Linked DNA regions of Homo sapiens: region 1 is linked to region 2. A link is a loop called in an ENCODE intact Hi-C map of the cell type or tissue named here. Cell type or tissue: mammary epithelial cell. All regions are shown on one strand. Links, peaks and the distances in the headings refer to the core of each region. The heading gives the core; the rest is flanking DNA. Region 1 overlaps ZCCHC7 (zinc finger CCHC-type containing 7). Region 2 overlaps ZCCHC7 (zinc finger CCHC-type containing 7).

Region 1 (5,389 bases), core at 249-5,248, 56 kb before region 2:
TTTAACTCAACATTCACTGCTTATAGGGGTAGTGATTCTTAACGGTGGGGGGTAGGTTGGTGGTAGGTTATGCCTAGTTTAAAATTGTTCCTAGGTAATTGTGAGACACCCCAAAAGAAGTTTCTCTTCTTGCTTCCGCCACCCAAGTTGAAATCCCTACTCTTACTCATTTTCCCAGGACAGCTTCCTACTCTCATGACTCTGGCCTCTACCCAGCTAGTATTTCCCAAATCCATAGGCTTTGGCCTGAACCACTCACCACATAGCAGGCTTTTGTTTATCATGATCTGTGACACAGATCCATTCAGCATGTTTGAAATCTTTTCTTTTGGAACTTTCCCCTTTCTGCCTCTGCCATCTTGCCTAAAAGTTACTTTAAAATGTTGTTTCTTAGCTAAGTAATGAAAAACAATTAGAATATATTTTAAAGAGTAGGTGAAAAATCCACATAAAATTAAGCCAAGTCTGAACTAGCCAAGCTAGCAGCCAAACATTTATGTACTTAATTTGTAGAATTAAAAAATTATAAATCATTCTAAACACACAATTTATAAAAAAATAATTAAAAACCTATATTCACCCTCATATAAAACCATAACATTTTACCTTAGTTGCCTGTTTTTCCCCCAAGAATAAAGTATTACTGATATAGCTGAAATCCTCCATGTAAGTCCTTCCCATTTTGCACTCATCTCCTTCCCTTTCCAGAAGTTACCACTGTCATCAAGTTGAAGTCGGCCATTCTCATGTGTTTTTATACTCTTACTGATGAATATTCCAATGAACAGTGATGTAAGTTTTAAGTTTCAGACTTCATAATTTTTATTTGTTTTTTGTAGAGGCAAGGTCTCACTATGTTACCAAGGCTGGTCTCAAACTGGCAGCCTCAAGTGGTCCTTCCAACTTGGCATCCCAAAGTGTTGAGATGACAGGCATGAGCCACAGTGCCTGGCCTTATTCATTTTCTTTAATGGTATTGGTTCAGTTGATTTGTTCTTCTTGAGTCAGTCTGGTTAATTTATACATATATTTTAGAGTTATTTGCCTTTTCAGATTTAACTTTATGAAGTAGTCTTATAATTTAAAAACATTTATATAGTATCTTAAGTTACTCACACTTTCCACTCATTGTTTATTAGTACCTTTTTTCTTTCAGTAGTTTTTCCAGAAGTTTCTCTTTTGTTTGAAAAAAAGAGTTTTCAAATAATCAGCTTTTGGTTTTGTTGATGCTGTTCACTTTTCTATTTCAATAAGTTCGGTTCTAATCTTTATCATTTCCATCCTTCTGCTATCTTTAGATTTATCTGTTGTGACTACCTGGATTATTTAGATTGTTTTTTTGTCGGGGGGAGGGTCCTAGAGGTTATATGGCAAACTTACATGGTAACATAAAGAAACGCTTTTGGCAGGGCATGGTGGCTCATGCCTGTAATCCCAACACTTTGGGAGGCCGAGGCAGGTGGATCACCTGAGGTCAGGAGTTCGAGAACAGATGGCCAACATGGTGAAACCCCAGCTCTACTAAAAATACAAAAAAAAAAAAAAATAGCCAGGTGTGGTGGCACATGCCTGTAATCCCAGCTACTTGGGAGGCTGAAGTAGGAATAGCTTGAACCTAGGAGGTGGAGGTTGCAGTGAGCCAAGACTGCGCCACTGCACTCCAGCCTGGGCAACAAGGGCGAAACTCTGTCTCAAAAAAAAAAAAAAAAAAAAAAAAGAGCAAATTGTGATTATGCAAAGGTAACAGAGGTCTTGATACACTCAACTAATACTCATTTCAGCAGAATCTTTAACTCTCCCAGCCCGTGCTCCCCCTTTCACACACTCCTGGAGTAATCTTTGTACAGTGACTACTGTTGTCCTTGCTTCCCCAGCTAGAGAGTGAGTGAAATTAGGGAAGGGCAATGTCATATTCACCTTAGATCTAGTCTTTCACATGAGGAATCCATTCAATAATAGTATCTGTAAGGCTGGATTTCTGACATTGAAAGGGAAGGGGTCCACAGACATCTTTAACCACCTGCATAGTTCCCTATTTGGGTCTTGTATGGTCTAGACTGATGTGACTACACAGAGCTATATAATACTACAAATGTTTTCCAAAGCTAAATGTAAATTATATTTTGATTATCCACATCGCTGGTCCCCTCCATTAGCACAGACAATTGATAGTTGGCTATATAATTTATCTACTATTCTGGATTAGCCACACCAATGATCTTCTTCATTAGTGTAAATAATCTAGAGTTCCTCATCTATGGCAGTCATGAGGCTGCCAAATTTGCTTTATTGTAAATTAAAAATTATCTACATCTAGATTTTAGGGATAAATTCCACATGCTTTTAATATATTTCCTATCTGCCTTAACAGAAGTGACTAGTAAGCATCCAACTATAATTGTTTTTCTTTAATTGAACAAACATAAATGCTAAAATTATACCCCTCTGCTTTACAGAGGTAAGCAAGCAAAAATTGTACATCTATGTGATTTGTGTGGTAATGGAAAGCTTATGTGAATATGTTCCCTAAAAGACGTTGACAACATCTGAATGTTTAGTAATGAGGAATGGACAGAGCAGTAAAAGATCTAGAGATGATAATTCTGTAAAAGAAGTCTTCTTGGCTGGGCATGGTAGCTCACTTCTGTAATCTCAACACTTCGGGAGGCCAAGGAGGGAGGATTGCTTGAGGCCAGGAGTTTGAGACCAGCCTGGGCATCATAGTGAGACCATGTCTCTACAAAAAATAAACAAAATTAGCTGGGCACAGTGGTGTGTGCCTGTAATCCCAGCTACTCGAGAGGCTGAGGTGGGAGGATCACTTGAGCCTGGGAGGTCAAAGCTGCAGTGAGCTGAGATAGTGCCCACTGCACTCTGTACCGTGTCTCAAAAAAAGTCTTCACTACTTGGTGCTGAGAGATTTCCTGTACAACTTCTCTGCTTTGGAGATAAAGAAATGGGACCAAAGAGAAAAAATGGGTTGTTTACATCACATGGTTGAGTCAGTAGCAGAGCAAAAACTGCAACTGAGGCTCAGAGCCTCATCCTGGCTTTCATAAGTTATGTCTCACCCCCACGGTTGCTGCTGCCCCAATATGGAAGATAAACTTTATCTGTTTATGGATTCTGTTCAGCACTTTTCTTCGTTGCCCTACAATGTAGGTCTCCAGCTCCCAAGATCTACACCAGTGATGTGTCATAGTTGGAATTCAAGTGGTAACCTGCAATACCACTCACCCCATCCTATTGCTCATACTTCTCAGTCTGAGGACTCCCAACACTGCATGCTTTCTGCCTCCTGACACCAGATCTGGTTTGATATTAGTTTATCTTGGTTTCTAGGCTACTAGAAGCCTACCTGGAGACTGGGAATAATACATTCTTTTTTAAGAATTTTCTACTTTCTGTGCCACTGCCTTTCCTCCACTGCCTCAAGATTCCCAGAAGTATGGGCTCTGAGCCTATTCTTATTACATCCTTTCTCTGAAATGAGCTGCTGCTGCTTCATACTTAATGTGGCATCTGCCTAGTGGCCTCATGCCCAGCTCTCAGCAAGAAGCTTCTTCTGCTTTGACACCTCAGCATCTAGAACACACACAGTTTGGCCTTTTCAGCTGGGGTTAGGGAATATGTTGGCTGGATAGGGAATCTGGGCATTTGTGGGGTAGGTGAGCAAGTCAATGATGCAGCATCTGTTTTTTCACCACTGAATGCCAGGGTTTACATGTATGTGATGTAGACTTAACTGAACATTGTACCAGGGAAAACGGGAGAACTAAGTAGAAAATCTAAAATTGGGCCGGGCGCAGTGGCTCACGCCTGTAACCCCAACACTTTTGGAGGCCGAGGCGGGTGGATCATCTGAGGCCAGCAGTTCGAGACCAGCCTGGCTAACATGGTGGAACCTCATTTCTACTAAAAAAATACAAAAAATTAGCTGGGCATGGTGGCATGCGCCTATAATCCCAGCCACTCGGGAGGCTGAGGCAGAAGAATTGCTTGAACCCAGGAGGTGGAAGTTGCAGTGAGCTGAGATCGTGTCATTGCACTCCAGCTTGGGCAACAAGAGTGAAACTCCGTCTCAAAAAAAAAACCAAAAAAAAAAAAAACAAACCCCAAAACACAACAAAAATCTAAAATCGGCCAGGTGTGGTAGCTCACGCCTGTAATCCCAGAACTTTGGGAGGCCAAGGCAGGTGGATCACCTGAGGTCAGGAGTTCAAGACCAGCCTGACCAATATGGTAAAACCCCATCTCTACTAACAATACAAAAATTAGCTGGGTGTGGTGGCAGGCGCCTGTAATCCCAGCTACTTGGGAGGCTGAGGCAGAAGAATCGCTTGAACCCGGGAGAAGGAGGTTGCAGTGAGCTGAGATCGCACCACTGCACTCCAGCCTGGGAAACAGAGCAAGACTCCGTCTCAAAAAAAAAAGAAAATCTAAAATCATGCTATGGCGGTGTCAAAGCAATTGTGTTTGTAAGAACTCATGAGAACTGCTATCATACTGTTGACTATTATATTTGTTTGATTTTATGAACTATATTAGTTTTATCCCAACCTGTTCATGTACATGTAACATAATTAGAGGAATATGCTCTGATAGCTTGTTACTCTAGCAGGGAGGGGAGGGGTAAACCAGTTGAAAATATATTAAGTCTTACTTTAATGTTTATTAAAAAGTAAGTATTTAGAGTTACATTCTTTTTGAGTTCATCTTTCAGAAAACACTCCCTGACAACAGAATGCTTCATGCCCAAATGTCACTCAAACTTACGTGTCCATAATGGCCTTTTTGCGCGCAGTGATAGCAATATGCTAAGGCTGATGGTCTTGAAGGGGTCTTCGGCTTTTTGGGTGGTCCAGGTTTGGTCTGCAACATGAATATTTGTGAGGGTTTGTTGATGTTAGAAGAAAATTAAAACCTCATTCTTTCCAAAAGAGCTTTATAGGTAAGGGATTCCTTAGAAGTTTCTTAGAGTTTTGTATGGAGACCTGTATTCAGGCGATTCCATATATTAAAGTATATAACATGGTAAGAACAATTCTTTTACTCTTAATGTCAATGTGTGCTTCCCTCTCCTTCTTCCCTCCTCATTCAATTTGGCATTGTGCCAAGTACTGTGTTCGGTATCCAACACAGTATAATGGGCCAGCAGAACATGAGAGGCATATACATAATTACAAAACAATGTCAATACAGTGACAGTAGTATGTACAAGGCATTAATGGAGTGGTGAGGGGGACTCCCCCACCAGCGGATGGGGTTAAAGAAGGGTCAGAGAAAGTTTCCCTGCAGGTGTAAAACTTAAATTTACTCTCAAATTAGGTGTAAATCAAATGGAGAATCTTAGGCAGAGGGAACAGAATGAACAGTGACATGGAACTAA
Region 2 (5,389 bases), core at 162-5,161:
CCCAATGTTGGAGGTTGGGCCTGGTCAGAGGTGACTAGGTCATGGGGGTGACCCATAACCTACAGTCTATTTTTTTACACTTTGCCCCCATTTGTGGAACTATTCTGCTATCTTTATTACACATACAGACAATTACTGCATAGTAGTTATGAGAAACATCTTTATATGTGCATGGTGATCCAGGGCTATAAATTGCTTTAAACATCATTTAGTCTTCAAAGCAACCCTGTCCATTATGCTTACACTAATGTTCACTTTTTTATGTGTGTGCTTTCCAACATAGGGCAAAAAAGGGCGACTTGTATTTTGTTGGAGATGCAGTGGTAATTTAGCTATTTACTGATATCAGACTGCATTCACATTTCAAACGTTCTGGGGAAGAATATGGGCTGGATTTCTGAAAGATAGAAGCTAGTTCACCCCAAGCTTTAGTTATACTTAGTCTGCTTACATTTGGCTGTGTTAGAAGAGCTGAAGATCGTCATTCCTTTACTAAGAGAGTAGCTACAGATAATTACAGAGCTGGTTATCATGACCTTTAGGGACAATCTGACAGAAGGTAGTAGCTAGTAAAATGTATTTCCAAAGATCACCAAAGATTATTGAGACAGAGGGCTCAGTTCAGCATATCCAGTTGGTTATCTACACCGCAGGTGCCAGAGACTAAGAATCATTTCCTCAGCCTAATTTCCATATAGCTCCTTCTTATAAGGAAGCCATAGATGCCTTACATTTTCCAGATATCCTAATTTGTTACATCTAAAATTGTAAAACTCATTATTATATTTCACCAAAAGGTAGGTATGTATGATTCAGCATACAATGAACTAGAATTTAATATTCCACAAATCAATGGTGAATTTGCCACTAATGGTGATTTAAGAATGTAAATGCAACTTTCCTTAAAAAGTTTCCATTTAATAGTGTCAAGTTAATTTTCAATAAATATTTACTGAATCTCTCTCATGTAAAAGACATTTTTGGAGACAGAAAGATGTCTTAGACATGGTGCTTGCCCTCAAAGAATTTACCATATAGTAGAATAATATGTGCTATCTAATGCTACCTAAAAAGCATGACTGTGTTAAATAAATAACCATGATAATTGAATTTTTAACAATAGAAGGCTAATTTAATTAACAACAAGCTTTTAAAAAGGACAAAAAGTATATATTATTTGGGAAAATGAGCTATTTAAAAAGCAATACTGAATTCTGCCTATAACAAATTAATTTATGATGATTACATCACTAAAACAGTCTCCTATATGTAAGATAGCTTCTAAAACAAGTGTGGGCCAGATGCAGTGGCTGACTCCTGCAATTCCAATACTTTGGGAGGCCAAGGTGGGAGGACTGTTTGAGCCTAGCTTAGGTAACATAGTGAGACCTCATCTCTACGAAACACACACACACACACACACACACACACACACACACACACACACACAAACTAGCCAGGTATGGTGGTGCATGCCTATAGTCCCAGCTAATATGGAGGCTGAGGTGGGAGGAGGGCTTGAGCCCTGGAGGTTGAGGCTGCAGTAAGCCAACATGGTGCCACTGCCGCCACTGCGTGCCAGCAGCCTGGATGACAGCGCATGACAACCTTCGCGATAAATAAATAAAGTAAGTAAGTAAAACTAAGTGTGTAGGTCTGTTAGCAACTGTTCTATCCCCAAATAATCTGTGTGCCTATACATTATAGACTGTGAGCTCATGGTTAGAGATTCGGAAAAAAAAAAAAAGAAACAATAGCTGGTATATACCTGTAATCCTTAAGGAACCAAAACTTTGGACTTTCTCAATATCTATTCCTGTACTTGCATCATGAAACCAAAACTCTCCCTGATCTGAGATGGCATTCTTTCAATGCTCTAAAACATAGTGAAATGTTAAGGAAAAAAAAGAAAAAAGGAAAAGTAGAAAAGGTTGTAAATAACTCTCCCACCAGTTAACTTAAGTATTTGGGCAGTTATACCATAAAAGTAATAGCATAAAACTTATTGTCCACACCTTCTTTTTATACATCTTTTTTACATTTGTAATATTTTAAAACAAAAGGTCATGTCTGTAATGTGCTTTTCCAGTTCTGTACTTTTGTTCATGGCATTCCCTTGATCTCCAACACTGTCTACCTTTTGCCCAATTTTCCACCCAACCCAGTACAATTTTCATGATTGCAAACTTTGAATATCTTTTAAGGCTCAGCTCCTCAAAATCAATGTATTTAGGCTGGTGCAAAAGTAATTGTGGTTTATGCCTTTGAAAGTAATGGCAAAAACCACAACTACTTTTGCACCAACCTAAAGTAAATAGATAATATTCAGCAGTTTTCTCACTTGACCTCTAGGAGGCATTTACAATTCTCTTGGCTGATAGAACAAAATGCTTTCCTATCTCTTGTCCCCCTTTGTGGTTTCCTCTTCACTAGTTACTTGGTATACTCCATACTTTACCCATTTTCTTCTACAACTTTTCTCCCAGATTATGTCATATATGCCCATAGTGAGAACTACCAAATTTGCTTCTCTAGCCATGTCTTTTCTTGGATGTCTCACAGGTATTTCAAACTCATATTCACTAAAATGGAATTATTTTCTCTTCCTTAAAGATACAAAAACAAAACCCCTACTTTCCTTCCTTGTATGTCTTCTATCTCAATGACTTGCACCATAGTCTGTTTTCCAAACCAGAAAGCTCAACTCAGGTTCTCTCTCACTTTTCATATCAAATACTATAAATAGGGTATCCAAAATAGCCTCAATGCCACGATTTTAGCTCAGGACCACTTAATATCTTACCCAGATTATGAAATATCTTCTGACTATTTCTATTATCACACACTGCTTTTCATTCCACTGCTACTTAAGTAATTTCTAAAATATAAATGTGAATACATTCTGCCCTGAATGGTCCCTTGCTGCCTACAGGATACACATAAAATTCCTTTGTATACTATACAATGTGCCTTTCATGATTTGGCCTTTACTTTCATGATTTGGCCTTTACTTGTTTCTCTTGCTTCATTTTCCTGGTCCCAATGTTCCAGCTATGCCTAATAATTTCCCCAGTTTCCTGTTGTTCTCTGCAGCTATGCCTATACATTTATTCTGTGGAACACCTGAATTCACCCCCAATTCATCCACTTGGAATTGGGATATGGCCATCAAGTCCCTACTCACCTCCACTGAAGTCTTATCTGGTACCCCTTCAAAAGCAGTGATGATCACTCACAACTTTGTAATATCTGGACTTAACTGTGTAATTTCTATCTTTATATCTTCCAAACATCAAAGCATGATTGCTTAGTTACCATAGGTATTCATATTTACTGAATTAATTAATTAAATAACATTTCTATCTCCTTTGAATTCCCTCTAGTAGTAGAAGTAAATTCTCCTTCAGTCATAGTCTGAAAGCATCTTATCTATATTTTCAAGGATCCTGGGCACTTTTAAACTCTGTATTAAGGGCTATGTCAATAAATATTTTATTTCCCTCTCTATATCAAAGTGCTCTATGGACTGAGACCATATCTATTTTATCTATCCAGTTATCAGAATAACTTGAATACTATGAATAATATCAGAAAATAAAATTGAAAAGAAAAAGCAAAAAAGGAAACATTCATATGGACAACTGTATGAATAAGTACTGTTCTGAATTGGGGCACATAAGCCAGTAAATAATTTAATGAACTATCATTATATAATAAAAATTCAGTAAGACAGTTCTCTTTGTTTAGGGAAAAAACTTACAATTTCTGTAATAACCAGTTCTTAAGAATTAAAATGGACTTCAAAAAACAACCCTGCCATTACTGAAATAACACTGTGGTAGAAACAGAATCCACATGAAATAAGATAATTGCATGTTTATAGATAATCATGCTTGTACCTAACCAGTGTTTATGGATTAAAGACCACACAGACAAAGCTGCCAGATATTTATGTCATATCCTTTCCTGAGCCTAACTCCACTACACCAGATAAACCCCTTGGGATCTTTCTCACTTCTAATAAGCAACTGAAACAGCCACAGATGAAGTTACTATTCCCAACTTCATCAGCAGCATCTGTTTTCAACGGAAACTTTTGAAATACACACAATGCCACATTCAAATCCCCTGAGGGCTAAGCCACTTTATTCACTTACATTCTTCTGAAACTGCTCCCTTTTTCTGTCTTGGTTTTCTCAAATTTATACTTTTCAATTATAACATTGGTCACAAAACTGTTTTAGTCATTAAAATTTTTCACTGTATAAGTGGCAATAGTTTAAATAAAACACATTTTAATAGCAGAATTTGCAAGTAAAGCATCAAAATGTTCATCTTATTTTAAATCATATTAAATTTACCAGAAACAATTTTTTATTTTTAACATGTGTGTAAAAGAAATGGGGATTTCTTTTTTTAGAGGTAGAGGAGGAAGAAGAAAGAGGAAATAAATACAGGTGCTTAGCAGAGGGTCATATAGAGCTTTCGCTAAGTTATTAGTCATATTAAGGCCTTTGTCTATGGAGAGAGAGAGAGAAGGCCTCATCTCCCATTACCTCTGTCCCAAACGTTCAGTCAGTGAACCACCTGGCTTACAAAATATTTATTCAGAAATTTAAAATGACCCTCAAATCATACTAAGAAACAAGAAAGAAAGGGAAAATGTATCAACAGAAACAGTCAATATAACAAGATTATGGAAGTTGTTTTTTCTTCCTTTAAATATACTGACTATGGATGCCTGTTCCCCACCTCCAACTGTCCACAAAAGGCAAAAAGAAAATATACCATATGTATATTTACAATATCTGTAAAATGACAAGCATAAATAAAACCCATTTAAATCTAATCAAGAAGCTACTTTTAAAAAGGTTTCTAGGGAAGATTTAAAGGCTGTATAAAAGTTTCTATCTATCTGCTGATAGCTAGCAATCTGGAAGCTACATTCTTTCAGTTATCCTATTATTTCTTTTAACATTTCCTTGTCTACTTCCTGACTCCTTTTTTTCTCCAGTGTCTGGTTCTCTGCTTACTTGTTCCTTGGTGAAACAAATCCAGAACAATTTGCTTTTTTCCTATAATTTTTTTTAGGTCAGATTTGCTTCACATCTTCCTCCAGACCTTAGATCAAACATGTTCAGGCTCACACTTCAAACTGTTTACAGGATATATCACAAATGTTTATATTACATTCATTGCAAGCTATAACATATCCAAAGCACAACCTACCATTCCAACTCCACTTGAAATGGGCATAAATACCTTCTCCCCTATTGTTATGAGTGCCTCAAAACAGGTTTGTTTGCATCTTAACCTAATATTTCACTCCCATTGTCCAATCAGAATAGGTCTTAAAATTCCACATTATATTCCTTTAAAATGTCTTTCC

What was found. Hi-C counts contacts between places; a loop is a spot of excess contacts. Peaks named below come from ENCODE experiments on the same cell type or tissue, not always from the same donor. Only the 100,000 strongest peaks of a DNase experiment are listed, where the experiment ranks them.
Region 1: a loop joins it to region 2, with 6 times the contacts of the local background. A loop is called at or near these places in 3 of 110 quality-filtered maps.

What each region holds. Positions count from the first base shown.
Region 1 is chr9:37,348,840-37,354,228 of GRCh38, reverse strand. ZCCHC7 (zinc finger CCHC-type containing 7) reads right to left here. Exons shown (of 9, transcript NM_032226.3): 7 at 4,777-4,872. Among named protein-coding and RNA genes, the nearest start is that of LINC01627, 43 kb to the left of the region's middle. In mammary epithelial cell, for the core only: no CTCF peak of the experiment used is centred there; a DNase peak (open chromatin) is centred at 3,248; H3K27ac peaks cover 1,846 bases.
Region 2 is chr9:37,292,943-37,298,331 of GRCh38, reverse strand. The region is part of intron 2 of ZCCHC7 (zinc finger CCHC-type containing 7); the gene reads right to left. Among named protein-coding and RNA genes, the nearest start is that of LINC01627, 99 kb to the left of the region's middle. In mammary epithelial cell, for the core only: a CTCF peak has its summit at 2,350; no DNase peak of the experiment used is centred there; H3K27ac peaks cover 347 bases.